Linked DNA regions of Homo sapiens: all the other regions are linked to region 3. A link is an interaction called in ENCODE POLR2A ChIA-PET data of the cell type or tissue named here. Cell type or tissue: MCF 10A. All regions are shown on one strand.

Evidence for each region. Peaks named below come from ENCODE experiments on the same cell type or tissue, not always from the same donor. Only the 100,000 strongest peaks of a DNase experiment are listed, where the experiment ranks them.
Region 1: POLR2A ChIA-PET joins it to region 3 with 14 read pairs; 6 of 35 experiments call an interaction of 5 or more read pairs at or near these places.
Region 2: POLR2A ChIA-PET joins it to region 3 with 13 read pairs; 2 of 35 experiments call an interaction of 5 or more read pairs at or near these places.

What each region holds. Positions count from the first base shown.
Region 1 is chr5:136,051,322-136,056,321 of GRCh38, reverse strand. TGFBI (transforming growth factor beta induced) reads right to left here. Exons shown (of 17, transcript NM_000358.3): 8 at 3,203-3,415; 9 at 2,242-2,379; 10 at 1,461-1,606; 11 at 506-642. Among named protein-coding and RNA genes, the nearest start is that of TGFBI, 25 kb to the right of the region's middle. RefSeq lists an enhancer at 1,891-3,090. In MCF 10A, no CTCF peak of the experiment used is centred here; a DNase peak (open chromatin) is centred at 2,491.
Region 2 is chr5:136,004,527-136,009,526 of GRCh38, reverse strand. No RefSeq gene overlaps it. Among named protein-coding and RNA genes, the nearest start is that of TGFBI, 22 kb to the left of the region's middle. In MCF 10A, no CTCF peak of the experiment used is centred here; DNase peaks (open chromatin) are centred at 2,066, 2,606, 3,166 and 4,886.
Region 3 is chr5:136,130,852-136,135,851 of GRCh38, reverse strand. SMAD5 (SMAD family member 5) reads right to left here and starts at 3,007. Exons shown (of 8, transcript NM_005903.7): 1 at 2,890-3,007. SMAD5-AS1 (SMAD5 antisense RNA 1) reads left to right here and starts at 962. Exons shown (of 2, transcript NR_026763.1): 1 at 962-2,502. RefSeq lists a silencer at 2,654-3,293 and enhancers at 3,604-3,653, 3,684-3,743. In MCF 10A, no CTCF peak of the experiment used is centred here; DNase peaks (open chromatin) are centred at 2,031, 2,401 and 3,041.

The sequences.
Region 1 (5,000 bases), 80 kb after region 3:
TCCAAGCCCTTGTGCAGGTGGCTGAAGTCAGTGACAGGGAAACATTCAATATGACAGCACCCCAAGGTGAATGAGCAAGTCAGAAATGGAGATAGCCGGGCAAGAAAACAAACTCACAAGGGTGCTTCAGTTGCAATAAACAGATACTGCGCAGAGAGTGAGAGGCTCATCGTGCACTGTAAACTATGTGCTCTTGGCTCACTTGGAGCTTTACAATGAGAGGGTGATGTTTTCCTTGCACTTCAGTCATAAAAATGTAGTCCCCCCTCCCTGCTTCCCATGCATGTGAAGATTACACTCTTAGAAGTAACCCTTCTTCCCAATGTAAGCTTTCAAGGCGACCCTTGCCTTTTCCCCATCCCAAGTCTGGAAGGTCGCAGCAGTGCACTGCTAGTGTTAATTGAATCCCCAAGGTAGAAGAAAGCTTGACAAATAGCTGGGGCCCCACATCCCACTCCAGCATGACCACTGGGCAGAAGCTCCACCCGGGGATGGAACTAATTACCTAAAGCGATTGTCTCCCTTCAGGACATCCATGACAGTCCCCATTGGGGGGGTCAGCACCCGGTCCATCGTGAACAGGGTCCCGTACCTCCCCCTCTTGTCGTGGGCCGCGATGCAGCTGTTCTCAATGCAGAGGCTCTGCACAGAAGAGGGACAGAGAAAGAAAGGACTGGTTATACTTCCACGAGGGGCCTCCTGATTTGTTCAGAGCATGTAGCAGGGTCATTATCCATGAAGATGAAGGAGTATACACTGGGATGGGTTATTAAGGCTGGGATAAAATGATGTATTTTCTCCAGGAAATAAAACAATAAATGGTCTTCCTTAAGGAAAGAACGGTTAGAGAGGCCCCAATAAAGTCACACAGAGGTCCCATAATGAGAATATCAGTTACACATGAGGTCCATTGACAATGTTGAAATAAATACGTTGAACCCATTTATTTATTTCTTTGTTTAACAGATGATAACCATCTTTAGCCAAATGGTGCTGGTTGGTCCCAGGCAAGAGCTATGTTGAGTTGTACTTCCTTTTTGATTTCCAGGGTAACTGTTGGGTTTGAAAACAAAGAAGATACAGCAGAAGAGAGAAGGCACCTTTTGGACCAAGGAGGGCTGTATTTTAGTTTAGGGGGCTTCTCTTCTCATAAGCTCAGAAAGAGTCTGAACTCCATCCCTCCTCCCAGGTGTTAATTCCTGAATTCAAGAAGGACTTATTCCTTCACAATACAGGTTGGATAATTGTGTGGTTTATTCTCAAAGGCCTCCAGAAAAAGAGATTCCAATCCTTCTGCAGGATCTCATTTTGTTATCTATATTTTCCAGAAATTATTTCCTTCCTTGTCAGCAACCAGTTCTCATGCAAACTCCTGCTTATTGAGGACATTTTTTTTTACACTAATACAAGTCCCACAGTAAGGAGCTTCCCAGGAGCATGATTTAGGACCCAGAACTTACATTACGATAAACAAAAACTCTCAGTTTTTTGCCGCCCAGAGTTTCCAGGGTCTGTCCATGGTACAGATACTTAGAGGCCAGCTGGTCTTTAATTATGTGGTTCCGAAGCAAATTCCTTGTATGGGCATCAATTGGAGGGGTTCCATCTACAAGAAAGGGTGATGGTTAGGTCCAGAGAGATGTGCTCCTGCAATGAAGAGAGTGATGAGAGATAAATACAGTGAAAAAGCCCATCCCTCCTTGAGTTTGGAAACAGGGATTGAGAAACCAAGTGAAGCTGCCAATATTCCTTAACATCTGGTATCTTCTATGGAGAATTAAAGAAGATCCAGATAATCAAGGGTGTTTGGAGTTTTGCCCTAAGAGGGAAGGGCAGGCACGCACACAACTTGGCCCCCTTCTCTGCCTTCCTGGGGCTGCAGCTCAGCTGTACCCTCACTCTGACCTCTTGACTATACATTGGCAAGTGACCCTGCAAATAGAAAGGCAAGGGAATGCTCTGCTCTCCCAGATGTCAAGTCTTGAGTTCTGAGGAACGGCTGCCTCCCAGATGTCAAGTCTTGAGTTCTGAGGAACGGCTCCCCAAAGGCATTCTCTGCACTGCCTAATGAAACAACAGAGCCTCTGAAGTTTCTGCTGAAGTCACATCTGCTTTTGGTTGAGCTGAGTGGAAGTTCTAATGTCCCATGGGGTGCTGTAAATCGGAGAGTGTTGTGGAGGTGACAGGGGTGGGGAAGCTGCCTCCAGGGACAATCTAACAGGGATGCCTTCCCCATGTTACCTTTGAATACAGAATTCAGGGGAGCCAGGAGGGTCAACCGCTCACTTCCAGAGAGATGATTGCCGAGGCCGGCTTGTCTGAAAAGGTCAATGGCTGTGGACACATCAGACTCTGCAGCCAATTCAAATAGTGTCTTGGCTACAAGGAAGGAGAAAGTGGGTTCAAAAGTTAAAAGCGCTGTTTTCATTTATCATTCATCCACCCCAGGGCATGACACACATCAGCAGGAATGTCATCTCGTGAGTCAACAACCCCTCTAAACACTGCTGGGGCCCAGCGGGCTTGTGTCATCAGGGGAACAGTCACCTAGAAAATCTAACCAGTCAGGAGGAGAGGGAGGAGAGGTGAGCTCAGTTAGGCAGAGATCAGCCTCTGTCCCAGGCCCTGTGGGCTGCTTGGTCAGGGCACATTCTAACAATGGGAAGAAAGACAGTCTGTGTGATGGCTTCTGTGGTGTAGATAAGGCCAGCAACCACACCCATAGAAGCATTTTGTTTTTTCCTGTGAGATTCCTTCACTCATGGACAGATCTCACTGGAAGACTAGAATGGGGCTAGGATTCCTAATGAGACACAAGCCAAAGTCCATTCAGTCATTCTAACTGGGTCAGTGACCATGGGACAGCTTGGGCACTACTGAGAAAGCACATGCTCTGAGGTCAGCAAGTGGCCCTCTTTGCCCATGCACAGCAGGCAGATCTTCTGAAAGGCCTCTGTGATTGAGTCTGTCCCCAGACCCCTTCAATAGCTCCCCACTGCCTCTCCACTGCACTTGCAAGCCTGAAGCTCAAGACACATCAGTCTGGTCACAACCCACACATTTGCAGTGGCCGAGAAGCTGTGAGCTGGGTCCAGGCAGGGAAGTCGCCCAAAGATCTCTGAATTTCCCCTCCCCCGCCACAAAGGATGGCAGAAGAGATGGTGGGCCAGGCAGGGCCAAGGCCCCCGGAGGCCTGGCCTACCTGAGTCTGGGATGAGTAGCTCATCAATGTAGTGGATCACCCCGTTGGTGGCTAGGATGTCTTTATTGGAGATGATCGCCTTCCCGTTGATAGTGAGCATGTCCCCGCTGCAGCCCACCTCCAGTGTCGTGCCCTCCAGGGTCTCTACAGACAGCCCCGCAACGATGGCTTCAGCACACATAGCTGACTTCAAGATGTGGTTGTTCAGCAGGTCTGGGGTCCAAACAGACTCAGGTCAAGTCAGGGTCCACTCCACGATAACCTCAGGGACCACTTGCAGCCTGCCCATGCTGTGAGGATCCTGTTCTCTCAGATGAGGACCCTCAGATGAGGCTGGGGCACCACAGGGCCCAGATCCTCCTCGCCTTCTGCCTGCTGCCCTAGAAAACCAGCTGGGGCCCTGTGGCCACTTTCCAGCTGTGGGACCCTGGGAGAGTCATTTAGCCTCTTTGAACCTCAACTTCCTTATCAGTCAAGTGGACATAAGAATTGCATTCATCTCCTAGGGCTGCTGTGGGGATGACATGAAATTCTGAACCTAAAGCACTCGGCACGGGGCCTGACAACAGAGTAAATGCTCAACAAATGTTAGTGATTAGCTTATTTGTAGCTGAACTTCAGGGATACAAGAAAAACTCAAGAGAGCCTACCACGGGATTTTAGAAATCTACTCACCTTTATAAAAATGTAAACTGTAGTAGGAAAAGACGAAAAGTGTACAAATGACAGCTTTGAGTTATTTGTGTACACTTTATTTGTCCAGTTTTCTGTTCATTTAGCCCAAGGGTCTACTAGCTGCCAGGATATATCTTAAGGTTTGGTGATCAGTAAGACTTGGCCTTTGCCATCCCATTCACCACACCCATAAATAGTAAGTATAATAATTTATTTGCTTATCCAAGTGCTACTTTAGGGGGCAGGGCAGGGCTGAGGCCCAAAGGGGGCTCCTGACCCATCGTGACTCCTGCTGGTCTCCATTGCCTCGGAGAGCCCAGACAGGCTGGATGGAGGCAAATGCAAGGACCAGTCAAGGAGGAGGAGCCCCCCCCAACCCCAGGCTGAGCAGGTGGCCTGGACTGCTGCTCACCAAGGTCACCGAGGCTCTATGTCCCATATTCTCACCACGGAGGCGAGTTTCAATCTGATCCCAAGTGTGGGAACCAAAACCACACTGTCATAGGCAGGAGGAAGCTCTGAGGCCCTGCAAGGCATGGGGCTGCTGCAGACGAGTTGATGGCCTTGGAAGCCCGTGCTGGCCACATTCAGCCAGAGGGAAAGAAAAAGGGTGAGAAGGCCTATGGGAATGAGGCCTTGGGGATTGAGCTTCTTAGAGAAGGAAGGTGAAGTCCACGATGTGGTAGAGGAACCTGCCAGGGCCACTTGGAGGGTGAGCAGGGCCAGGGCTGGAAACTAGTCTTCAAACTGGACACACCACCAGCCCTGGCTGCTTCTCGCCTGCCTGCCTGCCAACCTGCCGGTAACAGCAGGAGACTGTTGGGTGTGGGGCAAGGACCTCTTCCTTCCAGTCTGCAGCGATGGCACCAAACAGAGTGTCCTTGCTCTGAACCAGCTGGTTAGTGAGTAGGAAAAGGCAGATTTGCAAAAGGGACGAAGTAGGGGCCTTTTTTTTCTTACAGTTTATAATAAGGAGTTTTTTTTGTTTTGTTTTGTTTTGTTTTGTTTTTTTCTTTTGAGAGAGTCTAGCTTTGTTGCCCAGGCTGGAGTGCAGTGGCATGATCTGGGCTTATTGCAACTTCTGCCTCCCAGGTTCAAGTGATTCTCCTACCTCAGCCTCCTG
Region 2 (5,000 bases), 130 kb after region 3:
AACGATCTGGAAACTCTTGGAGGAAACAGGCACAGCCCACATGGTATAGATCCTGACCTGTGGAGCAGTGTGGGAGGTTACCTGGCTGCAGCAGCAGGAAGCACACAGGATAAAGGACTCCGGCCACCACCTCCACCACCCTCTGGTGCCCCATAATCAGAACATGAATGAACAGGATTGACTGGCACTTGGGCCTTCACACTCAGTAGAAGCCCAAGGGCGAGTATAGCCTAGAGCTCTGAACTCAGATCAGATGGAAGTAAGAGGATTCCAAATCAGCTTGTCAGCACCATTCTTGAGGCCCAATCTCATGGGATCCTCTGAAAGAAATACACTGCCTCATGAGAGTGATCTATTCACCAAACCATCTTTCTGGAACTGGGGCCTGGCCCCAGGGTCCCTCGATAATCCCATGGATGTGATTCCTAAAATTCCTCAGAATATCTGGTTGACCCAGCATAGGTGAAAGAGAGTCAGATGTCCCACTGGGGAGACATGAGGACCAGGGCCCATATGAGTCCTGGTCTAGGTTTGGGGCACCCTGCCTCGCTGTCAATGATGGCTCCAGCTGGTCCCAGGCATCCAAGGGGCTTAGAAAATTTCAAGGAAGTTACCCCAAAGCACAGGGTCCCCAGAGGCATGGAGCCCAGGACAGAGATGCCACTTCCTGTGTCTAAAGATATTTGGGAGGAAGCCCTCCTAAAAGAGAATAACATCTACAGAAACAGAGAAGCAGAGTGGGAAAGACCAAGTGACAGAGACAATCCTGCCAACACTGAGCCCTCCATGCCAGTTGTGCCCTGGGAACGACCAGTTTTGATAGCCAACAAATTCTTTTTCTGACTTTAGCTAGTTTGTATTATGCCTCTGTCACTTGCAACTAAAAGAGCCCTGGCCAATGAAGAACAATTCAACGCTTTCAAGACCAAATTTGTGTCTTCTATCCTCATGGGAGCCACTCTGTTCCTCCCTGCCCCACAGCCAAGGAAGTACCTCTCCCCATGTGTCCAAACATGCACCAGATGGTGAAGCAGGCGAGGTTCCTCTGCCTCCTGGAAAACGACAAGAGTGGATGTATTAGGTACATCCTGTACATGAAGGATGGGACCCTGGTTTTACCAAAAGGTCTTTTCAAAATGCCTCCATGAACAGATTTGTCCCACCCTCCTCTGCCCAGCTCAAAGTACCTTAGTGGTTCCCCAATGCAGTCAGAGTAACCCGTGTGATCTGGCCCTAGCCTACACTTCAGCCCTCCACTCCCCAGTCCCCACTCTCCACTCCCACTCTGTGCTCTTCAGCCACTCTGGATTCCTGTTTCTTTAACAAGAAAGTTTAGTTCCACCTCTGGGCCTTTGCACTAGCTATCTCCTCCATCTGCAGTGCTCTCTCCCCTTTTCATTATTCAGATCTCACTTTAAAGCAGACAGAAAGGTCTTTCCTGATCCCGATCACTCTCTATTATCTTAAGTCTCTTAATGACTGCTACTATTTGATTTGTTTTGTTAGGTGTTTATTGTCTGTCTCCCCCTACATTTAAACTCTTGTGGGTAGGAATCTCACTGGTGTTGTTCACTGCTATATCCCCAGTATCTAGACGAATGCCTGACACAGTAAATGCTCAATAAATATTTATCAATTATGTAAACTGAATGCACACAGGCTACGTTTGTTGACTTGTCTTCTCAGGAATATCATCCTTTCAGCTCTTTAGCAAAGCCTTGGGCTGACTTATTTATTTGGTTCAACAAATCACTGCTGAGCATCCACTCTGCTTAGGTTCTGTCCAAGATGATAATGAGCCCTGGTTCTTAACCTTTGGAAGTTCAGACCCAGGGAAAGATAGACACTAGGCAAATGCCAGACAATGTGGAAAATGCTATGGTCAGGCTGTGCACTAGCACTGGTACTGGGGAAACAAAGAAGAATGTGATCTTTTTGTTGGGTACAAGAGTTCAGGCAGTGAAGTCCCAGAAAGCCACAGAGAAAGATCCTTTGGGACCTGTACACGTTCCCCTCTTGCAACACCTCACAGTTGGGAATTATGAAAGCAGTTCTCCCTGCCCTTCTTTCTCCCTAAAGTATTGGTATATGTGAGTGGGATAAGTGTGAGCAATTTGTCCTGAAAGGAGAGGGAGCTGGAACAACCAGTACTTGGGAGAACTTGTGATTATCCTGTTTGCGTGACAACAGCCAATTAAATTATTTACGCCTCTCAAGTGCATTTTGCATCAAGTAGAATATCTGGTCTTGGCGCTATTTTATAATCTGCTAAGTTAGCTAACTGCCCCTCCTGTCCTGGGTTGCGGCAAGGAGATGTCTTGGGACAGAGTAGAGGGTATCGGGGGGCTCCTGCCTTTAGAGAACTCGGGACGACAGGCAGCCAGCCGTGCCCATGTGTGGAGGGACAGAGTACAGGAGTCCCTGAGGTCCCAGGTCTTCCTTTTATTGCCCCAAGGGGGTTCACACCTAAGACCAGCCGTGCCAAACAGCAGGGTGCCACTCTGCTCTTTACCATGAGGCTGACTCACCTCTACATGTCAGACAGTAGAGAATGTGGAATTCTGAACAGAAGAGAAAAAAATCCACTTGGAGGCTCCAGACTAGGCCTCAAGGTCTCTGGAACTCAAGGAGTCTCTGCACACCCTGATGCATCAGGAGTTACTCACTTGTGCCTTAGATTCCTTGTCTAAACTTGGCCTAACAAAGGGATCATGGCTCATTGTCAGAATGAAGTAACGTCCAGCTCCTTATGGCTAAATTATGAATCAGTCATAAGAGGGATAATTGACTTCTTTTAAAAGGAAGCCTGAAATCCATTTTCTGCTATATTAGGTGCACACATACACAGAGGCAAGATGACTTGAGTAGATCAAATGTTTGTAAAGTGAAAAGTTATACAATGTATGGGCCAGCTCCTCTGAGGAAATCGAACAGAGACAAGCTGGAGAAGTGGGAATGGGGCATAAGAGACAGCAGCCCTCTGGGGGCACACGAGATTCTCCCTGGCACAAAGGCGGGACACTGGGAAGTATCTGCTGTTTCTGTTCCTTTGGCCCCTGGAGCTGACCATTCAGCTCAAGGTCAGCCAGTCCCTCATTTCTGCAGTGTTCCCACTGAATCACAGCAGCCGAGAAAGATGATGAATGTTGGAGCTGGAGGCACACTGGAAACTAGACCAATCCCCTCATTTGTAAACAAGGCAAGAGAGTTCCAGAAGGGAGCTCTGCCTCATCTGAGGTTACACAGCAAGTCCGTATTGGAGTCACGAAAGGGGAGCCGGTGTTCCTGATTCCCGGCCCACCACGCTCCCAGGGCACCCTCGTGATACACCGTCTGGTATTGTTAGTTATTTTCTATGATACGTGTGTCTGTCTTAGCGCCCTAATGAGACTACTCCCTCGGTTGCTTATAGCATTTTATTCTTTGTGATCCCCCGTGGCCCCTTAGTTAGAATTTTCCTCAAGACTTTAGTTTTTAAATGATTCTTGGTTAATAGCCTCCTACCAAGCTGCTCCCAACTTCTCCTGAAAATATCCAAGATGATGTTGAAAAAAGTAAAAACGTTATTCTGTGAGTTAAGATCAAGATTCAACCTAAGGCCAGGCAAGAAGCTGGATTGAAAATCTCATTTCAGGGCCACCCACACTGTGTGCCAGGGAACCTGCCCCTATAACCAGGAACACAGGGCTGTGCCATGCAAAACTCGGGTGCTTTCCCGGGGGGCCCCCTGGCTGCACGGGACCCCCTCCTCATGGCCTTGGAGATGCACAGGGAGGAACTATGGGTTCCACAGTAGCCAGGAGGAGAGTCCCATGGGCACGGCACTGCAGCCACAGCCCACGATGGCAACGTTGGAGGGAGGCATGCCAGGGCACTGCCCTTTCTACACATTCCATTTCTGTATCATGTCAAGGAGCTACATGGTGGGGTAGAAGAAGATGGATTTCAGTTTAACAGACGTTCAGTAAACAAAAACGTGTGGTCACTAAGAACAGCACTAGAAGCTGCACACCACAATCGGCTGCTCAACTGTTTATTTAACAAGGCTTTTGATAGACACCCAAGATGTCAAGGGCAGTGACAAGTACAAACCCCTAAAACTTCTCTTTTATAAATCAGTGGGTCTAGATAGACCTTTCACTATTTGAGGAGGGGTGGAGGGGTGGGGACTGGGGGGAGAAAATCATGAAACTTCTGAAAAAGTACTCAGGTTTGCAATTAAAAATGTTTTTAATGCAATATCTGAAAAAAAAAATTAAGTCAACAAGGAGCAGAGCTGACACCATAGAAAAGTGAATCAGTAATGTGGAGGGCAAGAATGAGATCAAAGGAGAAGAGCAAAATGATGAAAATGATGAGGAAGGACAGGATGATTCGGTCCTCCTTCTCTGTCCTGCTATATCCAAGAATTACAGAACTTCTGAAGAAAGAAACCCACTCAAGTGGGAAGAAAGCAATAATCAAAGATATCATTAGAGAAAACAGCCCTTAGTATGCAAATCGAAATGGCCCATAGCATTCTAAAAAAAATAAATTTAAAGGGGGCTGTCTAGAAAAGAGTTCACCGAGCAGGCCTGAAGACTGCAATACTTAGAAAGGCCTGCTACTAAACACCTGCTCTCTTGGAATTTTAGTTCATGCTAGACAGAAGGACCTACATGATCATGATCAGACCCCAGTAAAAAAAACTTGTGTAATGGGTCTCTGATGGGCTTCCCTAGACAGATACATCATGCATACGTTGTTTCATTTTTCTCACTGGTGAAGAGTAAGCTGTGCGTGACTCCTAATGGGTGAGAGAGAGCATGAGGAAACCTGCACATGAATTCCTCCAGACTGCCTGTGCCTTTTCCCTTCATGAGCCACTCATATATCCTTACAACACTGCTGTAATAAATCTTGGCTATGAGTACACTTTAAGCTGAGTACACTTTAAGCTGAGTTTTGTGAGTCATTTTAGTGGGTTTCCAAACAGCGATGGACCTGTGGCCTAGGGGATC
Region 3 (5,000 bases):
AGATACAAGGAATATAGATCGTCTAGAAGTAAAAACAGGGAAGACTGATAAACCAAGAGAATAGACACCTATATCCTCAAGCGTACTCAAGTCAGCTCTGAAATTCACCCAGATGTGTGGCTCATTGCCTAGACCAACATATACATCTGGTAATAATAAACACTGATATGTCATAAACAAAAAGAGTTTCTTTAACTCTACAAAGTACTAGTAATATTAAAATTTACATAAAGACAAAGAATATATATGAAATAGATTTTTTTAGATGGTATTTCAACTTAAGTAACTGTATTAAGAAATGAAAAACTGGTATTTTACTGCCTAGTTTTCAAAACACTAAAATCTTTAATTTGACCAAGTTACAAATCTGTTTTCAGTAGAGGGAGAAAACACACTGCCTCCGTTCAATGCAAAGGACAAAAAAGATCATCACTGCAAATCATAATGTTTGGGTTCATGATGAAAACAGGAAACAGACAGGCTGCCCAGGTATAATTATGGTTGTAATCTAATGTGCCTTCAGGTTCAGCCAAGAATTAAAACCCAGTGAAGAGGGTAAGCAGAATTTACTTGCCTCTACTTTGCTGCAGAATGCAACTTTTAATAATACTCCCAGCAACATGTTACATAACCAACAGTAAACAACAATCTGATTCAAACCTCATTAGTAACAACATTCTGCCACTGTCTCCCACTGAAATTAATAGCTGACTTTGCCAGAGGGGAAAGAAATCCAACACATTATCAATCTACCCATTTCTGTGGCGCCTACCACAGTGAACCAGACACGCAGATAATACTACCAGATCTGTACAGAACCTACGAAAATATTTTATTCTTTTTTTCCAGTTTGCTGCTCTCTTCCTCCTTTTAACTAGACCATATCATGTGGATGCCTTTAAAACCTGAGAGTAAAGTCAGTTGAGAAGGTTAATCTAACTTTTCTTGCTTATTTCAGCTATGATCTGAAAGGAATGGAAGCACAAAATGATGAATAAGGTATTTTTAACAAAGATACATGGGTAAATTAACAGCAGTAATGTAAAAAAGACTGAGGGAGCAACAATGTGGAAAGGGAAGGAAAGGAAGCTGTATAGGAACAATCACACAAATAATCATCAAAATTAAACTTTATAAATCTAAACATAGTATCTACAACCTTTATGAAGGTTAAGTTTTGTTAAATTGTCTAAGTTTTGCATTTTTACAATTTTCACTGTAGAGAAAAAAATATTAATAGTTACCAAAGGAATAAAAGACTAAAATAATTTGTTATACATCTGCAAATAGCTCCTTAAATTTGGAACACTAATTTCATAATGATATTTGGATCCATAAATGTGAAACTGTCACACTGAATGTAGGTACTGTTTTCCCCACAATGGATACTACTGCATTGGCATCTAGCAGAAATTGTAAGCTATTTGGAATGTTACTAAACCTACTGGGACTAAGGTTTTCAATCTTTTGTCTTTCAAATTAAAATTAAAAACTAATTCACTCTGGGCAATTCAGGTACTCTAAGGAAATTCAAGTACTCTAGTTTTAAATACGAATTTTCAAAAACGCAACCCAAGTACCCTTTCCTCTCAACTTCTGTGAGGCCAAGCCACGACCTCCACCTATTCAATCTTTGCTGCTAGATAACAACCCTTTTGGTAGTGCTAGGCAACAGGCATGATGTGACAAACCTAGACATCAAAACTTTTCCACAGAAAGATAAGGTAAACAAGATATACTTAGCGCCACACCCATTTAAATGCACAAGCAACCAAAATTGCTCCCTCCCCCCGCAACACCCCCCCCCCCCCCCCAAAGCTCCAGCTGGTCAGGAAACATTGTCTTTACAATCAAGATAAACATCTGGCTCAGGGTGTTCAGCCATTCCTCACCTACAGGCTTGCCTAAGCCCCATTCTCCAATGCCATCACCACCAGAACCGGAACATTCTGTTGGGAAGCCGGCAAACGTCCAAATACCCCAAGTATCCTCGCCCGAGTTCTGCAACCAAAAATCTGTTTTGGCTACTGAGCATGCTCAGACTTAAGACGGGCGCGCCACATGGGAGTTTTCAAAGCTTAGGCTCCAAACTCCACGTAGTAACAGCAGCTGAAAGGAGGAGAGGGGAAAAGGGGAGGGGAAGAGACTGGAATATTAATTTGAGCCCTGATATTGAAGTATAGGACCCGGCCAGCGGCTGAATATGGTGAAGGCAAAAAGACGCTGCTTTGGCATTCTCTTTGCAGCACAGAGAAGTTTACATGAAGTAGAAGAAATCCTTGCAGTGGTGAAAACTGACATGGCAAGTGGCAGAAACCAGGTCTAACTACCAGCTGATTGCAGTAGCCGGTCACAACTGCCCAGAGTGTAATTCCCACCGATAAGCGCGGATCCTTATCTTTGAAACACAAAGCGACGGCGGCACGGATTCATCAAGCCATTGGACAGCTTCGCAGTGCAGCAGCCCAGGCTGCCCGGCCGAGCACCGCAGTCCTATCAAGGGTGTGTATCCAGGGTGGTACATCCGATGAGTTAGGAAAGCAAACCGCTCCCCAGGACAGCGCGGGGTCAGGGGGTCCCCTCCAGGGCGTCCCAGACGCCTCCCTCCAAAGTCTGGGCGGTAACAGCGGGGCTGGGACGAGGGCCAGCCCCGGCCCCGCCTCAGGACGCCCCGGGCAGCCAGCGAGGCCTCCGCAGCCGCTGGGCCGCACCGTGTCCGCCAGCCGGGACCCCGGCAGGCCAGGACTCGGCCTACCTCCCGCCCGACAGGCCCTGGGTCGTTTCCGCTCCGTCCGCGGCCGAACGCCCCCGCCTCGGCCCGAGTCCGCCGGGGCAGAGCCTGCAGCCCCCAGTTCCCCTCGCCCGCGCGCGCCGGGGACCCTCACTCACTCGCGAGCCGGCTAGGCGCGCTCTCCCGACGCCGTCGCTGCGCTTCTCCTCGCTGCAACTTTATTAGCAGCTCGGCCGCGGGACACGCGCACGGCGCCCGCTCGCCCAGGACCCGGATGAGGGAGGGAGGGAGAGGGAGCCCGGGAGGACGCCCGCTGGGGTCGGCGCATGCGCGCCAGAGGCGGAGTGACCGCTGCGGGACCGAGGGAGGGGTGTCTTGCCCGGGCGGCTGAAAGAAGCCTCCGCGCCGGGCTCCGCGCCGGCCAACGCCGACTTCCGATCAGCTGGAGGCCTTCGCGTCGATGGCCAGGCCTGGGAATGGGAATCAGATAGCTCCCACCACCACCACAGTAGGCGCTAGAAGCTTCCACTAACCAAATCAGTATACATTGTAATAAAATTAAGTAATTGTCCTTGACACAGACAACTGGAGGTTTTCTGTCACATACAAAGTGTAAACAAAAACATCTTCAGATACGACTTAGCTACTTTTATTGATCTGTAATACAAATCTGAATGAAGAGTCTTCTTTCTGTGCAAAGTAGCTTCAAAACATGTTTCTGAGCATCTTACAGCTTCTTACTAGATGCAGCACTAAAACCCCTCCCACGGGGCAATCCTGGAACCCTTGAGGGCCTGTGGAAATGGAGCGAGTGCCCACCCTGGAGTTCCAGGAGTGGGACTGCCCATACACTGGATCGCAACCCCAGTTGTTCAAGACACATAGCCTCTCCACCTCCTTGTGGGGAGGGAGATCCCGTGGGGACCCAGCCCCTGGACAGGCGGGGCCACTGAGTTGCAGAGACACCATCCATAGGCTTATATACACCACCCCATCTCCTGGACTCTCTTTTCTAAGTAATTGGAGCTCTTCTCGATGCTTTTTCCTCCAAATTTCCAAAACCGTCAGTATTTCCTAGAATATAATATTGGTACCACATAGGGTACCCGATTTGAATAGTACTAGTAAGAAAAAGCTTTTGAATAATTTTGTTTTTATTTGAAAAGGTCAATACTGGCTCTCCAATGTTCTATTATAGGTTTTCTTTTTAAAATAAGTAAAAATCAAAATCGGGGTCATTTTGGAATGCTCTTTGACACCCTAATCCAATCCATCAGAAATTCTACTGACTCTTTCTTCAAAATTTATCCTAAATCTGACCATTTCTCACACCTCAATTGCCACCTCCATGGCCCGAGCCAGGGTCATCTCATCTGACACACAAATGGCGCAGCCACTATTTTGCTCCAGGCTCTAGAAGTTTATTTCTGTGGAGAAGAAACTAAATAAATGTCCAGAAGTCTCTGCATTAGGGGTGGCCATCTGAAATGGTGACAGAGGGCTAGTAAAGGAGTGAAGGGGAAGTGGGGGAAGAGACCAGAGAGTGAGTGTCTAGTTCCAGAGACCAAAGGGGTCACTGCTATTTCATTCCAGCCAACTGTTACCATAGGGAAATGTGGGAATAAGGACCCAGTGTTGGCAGATATTCTGATTTTTCAAGCAAAGCTGGAAATTTAGATTTTTATGTGAAAATCTCAATTATATCTGTTTAGCAACTTCTTTCTATTTTTCTCTCTCTTTGCCTGTCTCCTGCCCGCCCCCCACCCCGCTCCCTTCCTCTCACTCTGTTAGACATTCTGGAGGCCAACTACATGCAAGCCAAACAAAACAAATCCATGGTCCCGATTTAGCCTACTGGCCACCAGTTTGCAATTTCAGGTCTCCATCTTAAACTTCTTTACTACATCATAAACTTTGAGAAAGTAAAGTCTGTGTACTTTAACTCTTTGTCACACTCACTGATTATTTGTTGTTAATTCAGAAGTTTCCAGCCCTTGGAAGGCAAATATTTCTGGAGCCTGCATGGGTTTACAACTCCCAGAAGTGCATATAATCCTGCCTTGGAGGATACGTTTTTTTTTTTTCCAGAACTGATGTTTGCAGAGTGCTTTGTTGAACATTATAGGACATAACAATTTGGTTTAAATATTTTGTATAGTAGAGATACTCCTCACTTCAAACAGCCAATAAAATCCTTCCCAAAACAAATTATTTGCTGTTTTGCAGTCACTGTACATACGTCAGAAGAATTTGTGATTACAAGATTCCT